Regions from separate parts of the Homo sapiens genome. Here region 2 is linked to region 1. A link is a contact called in ENCODE Hi-C data. All regions are on one chromosome and are shown on one strand. The core of a region is the stretch at or near the end of the contact, and the rest is flanking DNA. Distances in the headings are between cores, read along the strand shown. Region 1 overlaps GAPVD1 (GTPase activating protein and VPS9 domains 1). Region 2 overlaps MAPKAP1 (MAPK associated protein 1).

Region 1 (4,820 bases), core at 193-2,692:
ATCTTTGTCAAATGTATAACTGGCTGGGCATGATGGCTCATGCCTGTAATTCCAGCACTTCGGGAGGCCAAGGTGGGCAGATCACCTGAGGTCAGTAGTTCAAGACCAGCCTGGCCAACATGGTGAAACCCTGTTTCTCTAAAAATACAAAAATTACCCGGCATGGTGGGGCATGTCTGTAATCCCAGCTACTCAGGAGGCTGAGGCGAGAAGACTGCTTGAACCCAGGAGGCAGAGGTTGCAGTAAGTTGGGATCGCGCCACAGCACTCCAGCCTGGGTAAAAGAGCAAGACTCCATCTCCATTAAAAAAAAAAAAAAAGTGTATTTGACAAAATATACATAATACAGAGTTGGGATACCTTGCATTTAATTAAAACTTCTGTATAAATGAAAAAGCAAACAATGACAGCATACTAACCTGAGTCACTTGGCAATACCTCTACACTCCAAGCTTCACTTGTTGTCTCTGATATGGTAGAACCAGTGCAGGGGTCAAGAAGCACTGACCCTGAACCTGGGAGGCACAGCAAACTGCCTAACATGTTCTCTGCTGCAGCACCTGTATAACCAGTGGGAAGCAAAGGGTTAACAAAGATCCTGGAGGAAAGTGCAGTGATAGTGGAGAAAAGCCAAACACTAGCTAACAAAATCTCCTGGCTGGGCGCGGTGGCTCACACCTGTAATCCCAGCACTTTGGGAGGCTGAGGCAGGCAGATCACTTGAGGCCAGGAGTTCAACACCAGCCTGGCCAACATGGCGAAACCCCGTCTCTACTGAAAATACAAAAATTAGCCAGGTATGGTGGCGTGCACCGGTAGTCTCAGCTACTTGGGAAGCTGAGGCACAAGAACCCGGGAGGCAGAGGTTGCAGGGGGTGCAGAGACTGCAGTGAGCCGAGGTCATGCCATTGCCCTCCAACCTGGTCAATGTGAGTGAGACCCTGTCTCAAAAATAAAAATGGCCGTGTCATTTTGGGACTTTGTCTCAAAAAAAAAAAAAAAACCACCAAATTCCTCTCTACCTACAAGAAAGAGGCCAAAGTAAGAATAACTTCAATCAAGCACACCACTAAAAACACAAGTTCCTACTTTGGTCACAATGGCACAATACCCTTTTCACCAGTTTCCTCCAGTTCACCTTTGACTCTCCATAGAGAAAACACACATCATTAAGTCAAGTAATTTCAACAGCTTTAGCTTTGATTTCTCAGCAAATTTTACAGGGGTCCTTAATATCGTTCTAAAATTTATAGCCCTACAAAGATTAAAAACACTGAGAGTTTAACCACAGAATGTTATGCTGGCCAAATATTTTTTCTTCCAGCATATTAGTCACTATTCAGGGCAATAAGATACATTCACAGGAAAATACACATCTTCATAGCACTCACTCAACTGCAAATACAGCTTATTGCGCAAATACAGCTAACTGCCAAGAACAATACCACTTTGGCATCTGGAACAAAGTAATGTAAAACCAATTAAGAAATCTATTTACACCTCTCCCTCTCCCTCTCCCTCTCCCCACGGTCTCCCTCTCATGCGGAGCCGAAGCTGGACTGTACTGCTGCCATCTTGGCTCACTGCAACCTCCCTGCCTGATTCTCCTGCCTCAGCCTGCCGAGTGCCTGCGACTGCAGGCACGCGCCGCCACGCCTGACTGGTTTTGGTGGAGACGGGGTTTCACTGTGTTGGCCGGGCGGTCTCCAGCCCCTAACCGCGAGTGATCCGCCAGCCTCGGCCTCCCGAGGTGAGCCCCCCTGCCCGGCCAGCCGCCCCGTCCGGGAGGGAGGTGGGGGGGGGGTCAGCCCCCTGCCCGGCCAGCCGCCTCGTCCGGGAGGTGAGGGGCGCCTCTGCCCGGCCGCCCCTACTGGGAAGTGAGGAGCCCCTCTGCCCGGCCACCACCCCGTCTGGGAGGTGTGCCCAACAGCTCATTGAGAACGGGCCAGGATGACAATGGCGGCTTTGTGGAATAGAAAGGCGGGAAAGGTGGGGAAAAGATTGAGAAATCGGATGGTTGCCCTGTCTGTGTAGAAAGAAGTAGACATGGGAGACTTTTCATTTTGTTCTGCACTAAGAAAAATTCTTCTGCCTTGGGATCCTGTTGATCTGTGACCTTACCCCCAACCCTGTGCTCTCTGAAACATGTGCTGTGTCCACTCAGGGTTAAATGGATTAAGGGCAGTGCAAGATGTGCTTTGTTAAACAGATGCTTGAAGGCAGCATGCTCCTTAAGAGTCATCACCACTCCCTAATCTCAAGTAATCAGGGACACAAACACTGCGGAAGGCCGCAGGGTCCTCTGCCTAGGAAAACCAGAGACCTTTGTTCACTTGTTTATCTGCTGACCTTCCCTCCACTATTGTCCCATGACCCTGCCAAATCCCCCTCTGTGAGAAACACCCAAGAATTATCAATAAAAAAATAAATTTAAAAAAAAAAAAAAAAAGAAATCTATTTGCACTACTTAAAAATACAAATCGAAAGTATTAAACATTATTATACGTCTGTGTTAAAAACACTGAAGTTCAAAAGGCTTCACTACTTTGGATTAAACCTAATAAAAGAATAATTCTACTTCAGGGCATGAAAAAAAATTAGAAAAAAAGTTACTAATAAAAGTTACCTTTTAAAGCTATATCATAAAATAATTAGAAATAAAATAATGTCTGGAACTTGCCTAAACATAATGAGGGGAGAGAAGAGGGTAGTGGATAGGAGAACAGATGAAAGAAAGCTGGCCATGTGGGTCTAACTCCTGAAACTGAGTGATGGGTACACTGGGTTCATGATACCACCATCTCTTGTATTTGTTTAAAATGTTCCATGATTTAGGCCGGGAGCAATGGCTCATGACTGTAATCCCAGCACTTTGGGAGGCCGAGGCGGATGGATCACTTGAGGTCAGGAGTTCGAGACCAGCCTGGCCAATATGGTGAAACCCCGTCTCTACTAAAAATACAAAAATTATCTGGGTGTGGTGGTGGGCACCTGCAGTCCCAGCTACTCGGGAGGCTGAGGCAGGAGAATCACTTAAACCAGGGAGGCAGAGGTTGCAGTGAGCTGAGATCGCACCACTGCAACTCCAGCCTGGGCGACAGAGTAAGACTCTATCTTAAATTAAAAAAACAAAAACAAAAAAAAACCTATTGGTTACTATGCTCACTACCTGGGTGGCAAAATCATCTGTACACCAAACCCCAGCAACATACAATTTGCTCTAACAATTTCCCATGTAACAAATCTGCACATGTACCCCCTGAACCTAAAATAAAAGTTGAAGAAAAATAAACATATCAATAAATTTTCCATGATTTAAAAACAAAATGAAGATGAGGGTTACAAGACTATATATCTTTCAGAACTCATAAAACAGTATCCAAAAAGGAGCGAATTTTAGTGTATATACATAGCACCTGAATAAACTTCACATTAAAAAAAAAGAAGGCAGGAGGATCACTTGAGCTCATTAGTTCAAGACCAGCCTGAGCAACAAAGCGAAATCCTGTCTCTATTTGAAAATAAATAAAAATGTAAGAAGAAGAAAAAGAAAAACCTGGTTACCCTTAGGAACTGAATTAACTCTTCCAGAAGTGAATTCATTTTTTTAGAGAACAGCAGTATCATATTGTTGTGAAAGATTTTATGGCTATAATCTATAAGAATTTTCATCTTAAGGTTAGGTGTTTGGCTTCAAACAGAGAATATACTAATTAGAGACAGACTAAGAACTTATACTATGCCCTGCAAACAACACTTGACCAGAAGCTAATTCAAAACACTGGTTTTTCTTTCTTTCTTTTTTTTTTTTGGGCAGCTGGGAGGAGGATGGGTAAGGGGTGGGATTAAATGTAGAAAGGAAAAACACTAGTTATATTTAAGTAAAGAAAAAAGTACCCAAATGCCTTGTTCCATACAGTTATAACAGTTTCCCAGATGGTGCTAACACACACAATGTTTGTCAGGGCACTGGTGCTCCCTCCCATGAAAGGTTGGTGGATTTGAATAACTAAACCGTGATATTTCAGAGACATTAAATGGCAGTTACCTGCAATTTCTTGCAAGCGATCTTCATCAATATTAGGGTCAAAGTCACTTCCCAAGACGTCTGTACTCCAGGTCTCACTCACTGTTTCTGATATGTCCCTATCATCTGTTAATCCCATCATGTCACGAATTTCAAACTTCCTTAGCTTATCATCAAGGTTATCCTGTGTTGTAGCTATCAAAAACAAAATTAAGCACTTTTAAAATAGTAGCACAGCTATGACTTTTTAATCAACTTTAAAGAATTTTATCTCCATGTTGGTCAGGCTGGTCTCGAACTCCCAATCTCAGGTGATCCGCCCGCCTCGGCCTCCCAAAGTGCTGGGATTACAGGCGTGAGCCACTGTGCCTGGCCTATCAATTCACTTCTTAATCTAGCATTTTGCATATGCCAACCACCTATCTCAGAATCTCCCAGGAAGTTTGCTAAAGAGGTGACATTTGTTCAACTTCTTTCATAAGCTCATATGAAAGTTCCTCCTCCACTTATGCAATGGCCTCCAGTGGATAACTGAAGCTTCGGATCGTACCAAATCCTATATATTCCATGCTGTTTTCATCTGATAAGCAGTGACTAATAGGCAGGTAGTGTATATGTGGATACACTGAACTAAGGAATGATTCATGTCCTGGATGTGATAGAGTGAGACTGTGTGAGATTTCATCACATTATTCAGAATGGCACAGAATTTAAAGCTTATGAATTATTTCTGAAATTTTCCATTTAATATTTTTGCACCAAGTTTGCCCATGGGTAACTGAAGCCATGGAAG
Region 2 (4,312 bases), core at 957-3,456, 300 kb before region 1:
CTGTCCCAGCTTCTGTTCTTTCCTTGTTGTCATTCCTTCACATGAACTCTTTGAGAGTCTTCACCTGAAAAAAATGGGGACAGTCTCACCTACTTGATGCAGTTACTTTGAAGGTTAAATAGAAGATGCTCGTGAAAGTAGTTTAAAGGCTGCCTACTGTTATTCTACTGTTTTATATTAAGCATTATGTTTTGAGACTTTGACTTTCCATCTCCCCTCTAACCCTTTATCAAGCATTGTCTGGATCATATGCCAAGGAGAAATTTAATCCATACCTAACTTCACCAGTACTCAGTTTGCCCACAGAAAATGGGTTCGTTAAGCTGTGTAAAATTTTTGCTAGTTGGAAGGGAAGTGAAACTATAATTGTTTCAGTGGGATTTTTTCCTCCCCCAAACCTTGTGAAAAATGTATTCATGTGTTTTATGAGACTCCCCCACAAGTCTAATTTGATGACAAGAATTGCTGTTATTGCTAAATTTATTACACGTTCACCTCTTTTCCCTGAGTGACTCATTATTGAGTCCTAGAAATGCAACTGTGTTTTTGTTTAGGAGGAGGTTGTGGTAAGGGAGAACTTAGGGATGACTTTTAAATAAGAGAACTTTGTATTATATTTATCTGTCTGGAGGCAATAAATCTGTTTCAGCAGATTAAATACAGACTTCTTTATAAAGCCTTGTTTTCTCAAACCTCTTATCAGCAGCACTTGGCAGTAATCACACCTACGGAAACTTGTAATTTTCCTCAAGGAGGTGACACTGACAGAATTAAAAATGAAGGAGCCCCCCTGAAAAGCAAGTTCATTACAAATTAACAGTGGTCTTAGCAAAGCAGTGGGCTAAGGCGTGTCAAATAGCGATATGGATAAAGAAACCCAGCATTTTAAACTGTCAGAGCTGGGAGCAAGGCTAGCCTGAGAACAAATTAATCACATATTGTCAAGGCAAAGTTGCATCAAATTAACACATCGGATTCCAGCATATTAATGTCAGAATGCTTTCACCTGATTATTACTGCAAACCATTGCCACTCTTTGAATGCAAAGATATAATTAAATTGCTAAATAGAAAGTGCATATAATATCTCCACATGCATTTAGGATGCATGAGCTGAAAAGTGCACATCCTAGGAAGTGACAGATTCTATTTGTAGGGGAGAAACTTTACTTTTTTTCCCCTTTTATTTACTTGAGAGTACTAGAGTATGAAATTAGAAAAGTTAGTTATGTTATTCATATTCTATATGAATTAGATGAAATACAGGTTTAATTTAACTGATTTGCTACACTGACTATGAGTACATAATTACCTCTGCATTTTTCTGGAAGAGAAATGGGACAATGTTGCAAAATAGTACTTTGCATCAAAATTGCCCATTACACATAATCCTGGTGGTGGATTCGTCATCAGAAAGTGCTTAGGAGAAACTAGATTGGCCATTCTGACAACTGTCTTTTATGTAAGGATTACTTTCTGTCTCAGCTTAATCTAATATGTGTTCTATTATATTTAAAATAAGAATTCAGGCAGAAGCCCAGCTGTGGTTGACCTTTTGGCTCAAGGAGGCAGCCCAGCAGGAAGAACTTGCTTTTTATTAGTCCCTGTTTGTCCCAGGTGATACTTGGGCCAGGCTTTCTGACTTGCTGTCTTTGTTATCCACAATCAGCCTTGCTGTCCCTGTTACTCACACTTAGATTTGGCTACTCTCCCTGTGTCCTCTACCAAGCTCTGTTGGCGCTGTGCATTGAAATCTTCCTTAAATCTCACTTCTTTCATGAAGTCTCCTTCAGCAACTCACACTTCATAGACTTCTCTTTTCAGCTTTGGGATTGAGCGGTCTTGCATTTACAACAGCTCACTTAGCAGAGCTAAAGGGCTTGTAAATTCAAAAAAGGGAAGTAGTGATTGCTAGGAGCCACCATGGGTTTCCTCAGAACCAAGCAGGGCAGAACAAGCCCATTTCTTTCTTGGATAGGGTTGTTAGCTAGATAGAGGGCTGTGGTTAAAATTCTTTGTTCTGAATTTCAGTAAAGCATCAATTTTTGCATAGTATTCTTGCACGCAAGCTGGAGATATTCTCCAGTCACATTGTGGTCAGGTGGACTTTGCACCTGGCTGAGAGACGAGGCACAGAGTGGTGATTAATGGATTTATGTCAAACTGGAGAGCTATCTTTCGTGGCAAGCTGTAGGTCTCTTGTGTGTTCATTGCTGTCAGGGACCTGAATGAGAACATTGATGATAGGCTGATGACACTTGTGGAAGGCAGAAGGCTGGGAAGAATAGCAGGCATGTGCAGTGACAAAGTCAGGGACTAAAGTGGTCTTGACACACCAAAATGATACTTGCACTTAAGTCATAAGATGCAGTCATTTGTGTATGGGGGTGGCAGTGGAAAAGGGGAAGAGGAAGATGAGGTTTAACCAAGTAGCACATGAAAGAAAAGGTTTAGGGTCATGGTTAATTGTAACCTCAGTATGATTCAGCAGAGCCAGGTAGTTAGAAGGAAAACTCATGCATTCATTTCTCAAATATTTCTTGAGTGCCTGTATGTGCCAGGGACTTGACTAATGCTGAGGATACAATAGTGAATGAGATAGTCCCTAATTTAATGGTATGTGTAATCTTGTAGGGAAGTCAGACAATTATAATATAGCATAATAAATGCTATGAGAGGAAAAGTTTAGTATGGTGAGTTTCTTCTTTTTTTTTTTTCTTTGAGACGGAGTCTTGCTCTGTCACCCAGGCTGGAGTGCAGTGGCGTGATCTCAGCTCACTGCAGGCTCTTCCTCCTGGGTTCAAGTGATTCTTCTGCCTCAGCCTCCCAGGTAGCTGGGACTACAGGCATGTGCCACCATGCCTGGCTAATTTTTTTGTATTTTTAGTAGAGATGGAGTTTCACCATGTTGGCCAGGCTGGTCTTGAACTCCTTACCTCAAGGGATCTGCCCGCCTCGGCCTTGCAAAGTGCTGGGATTACAGACATGAGCCACCACGCCTGGCCTAGTATGGTGAGTTTCTTAGAGGAAGGACACCTGGCCTGGGCTTCGCATGGGAGAATATCAGGGAAGACTCCTTAGATGACCCCTAAGCCAAGCCTTGAAGGATGGGAGGAGGTTAGGCAGGAGGCTTCTAGGTAGGTGAAGTGCTGGTGTAAACATCTGAGGTGAGAGATGCTGGTAAATTCTGGGCAATGAAAGTAGTAGGGTATGACTGGAATGTGGAGGCTGAGAGCAGAGGAGGTGAGAGACGAGGCTTGATCAAGAAGAGTTTTGATTTGCTCCTGCTAGTTGTATTTGGAGCAGGAAACTGACATCCTTACGTCTGAATAAATCACCATGGCTGTGGTTAGCAAAAGTAGGGAATTTAGTGTGGTGAGGTATAGTAAGTTCTGTACAACAGACATTTACAACTATAAGTGTCTATTCAGACAAGTGCCACAAGGAGGTGGTAGAGACTAGGAACCGGGTGGGGCATATGAGTTGGGCTTTACAGAATCCATCCAGAGAAGATGTGAACATTGCCTGAAAATAGTAGAAGGGTTCTTGGGTAGAAGATGCTCTGCATGGCTCTGCCAGGCTGGACAGAGCAAAGGCAGTTGTCTTCATTCATTTTATGTTGCTATAACAAAATGCTGGAGACTGAGTAGTTTATAAAACAAAAAGGTTTTTATGGTTCACAATTCTGATGGCTGGAAAGTTCGAGATTGGGCATCTGCACCTGGTGAGGGCCTCAGGCTGCTTTTACTCATTAAGGAAGGCAGATGGGGAGCTGGGGAATGCAGAGATCACATGGTGAGAGAGGAAGAAGGACACGGGGAGGTATCAGGCTTTTTTTTTTTTTTTGAGACAGGATCTCACTGTATCACCTAGGCTGGAGTGCAGTGGTGTGATGACAGCTTGCTGCAGCTTCAGACTCTTGGGCTCAAGCAGTCCTTCTGCCTCAGCCTCTCAGGTAGCTGGGACCACAGGTGCATGCCACCATGCCCAGCTAATTTTTAAAAATTATTTTTTGTAGAGATGGCGTCTCCCTTTGTTTGTTGCCCAGGCTGGTCTCAAACTCCTGGGCTCAAGTGATCAACCCAACCTCTTTTTAATAAGCAGCTGTCTCTGGAACTAATAGAGTAAGAACTCACTTCTCAGGGAAGGTATTAATTTATTCATGAGGGATCTGCCTCCATGATCCAAACACCTCCCATTAGGCCCCATTTCCAACATTTGGGATCAGATTTCAACATAAGGTTTGAAGAGGACAAACATCCAAACCATAGCAGAGGTGTTAATCATCTTTCCATGATTAAGGGTTCAGTGTT

Evidence for each region. A loop is a pair of places that touch in the nucleus more often than their neighbours do. Pooled maps may share reads with other maps.
Region 2: a loop to region 1 is called in a map with no recorded cell type, with 5 times the contacts of the local background. The contact joins two enhancer-like sites. A Hi-C loop is called at or near these places in 4 of 37 single-sample maps with no recorded cell type and 8 of 50 pooled maps.

Annotation. Positions count from the first base shown.
Region 1 is chr9:125,325,818-125,330,637 of GRCh38, reverse strand. GAPVD1 (GTPase activating protein and VPS9 domains 1) reads right to left here. Exons shown (of 28, transcript NM_001282680.3): 12 at 4,049-4,222; 13 at 420-560. Among named protein-coding and RNA genes, the nearest start is that of GAPVD1, 66 kb to the right of the region's middle. Within about 2 kb of position 1,442, at least 4 of the 41 ENCODE cell types and tissues checked have a DNase peak (open chromatin) inside an H3K27ac peak, as active enhancers do.
Region 2 is chr9:125,630,630-125,634,941 of GRCh38, reverse strand. All of the region lies in intron 4 of MAPKAP1 (MAPK associated protein 1), which reads left to right. Among named protein-coding and RNA genes, the nearest start is that of MAPKAP1, 74 kb to the left of the region's middle. Within about 2 kb of position 2,206, at least 7 of the 41 ENCODE cell types and tissues checked have a DNase peak (open chromatin) inside an H3K27ac peak, as active enhancers do.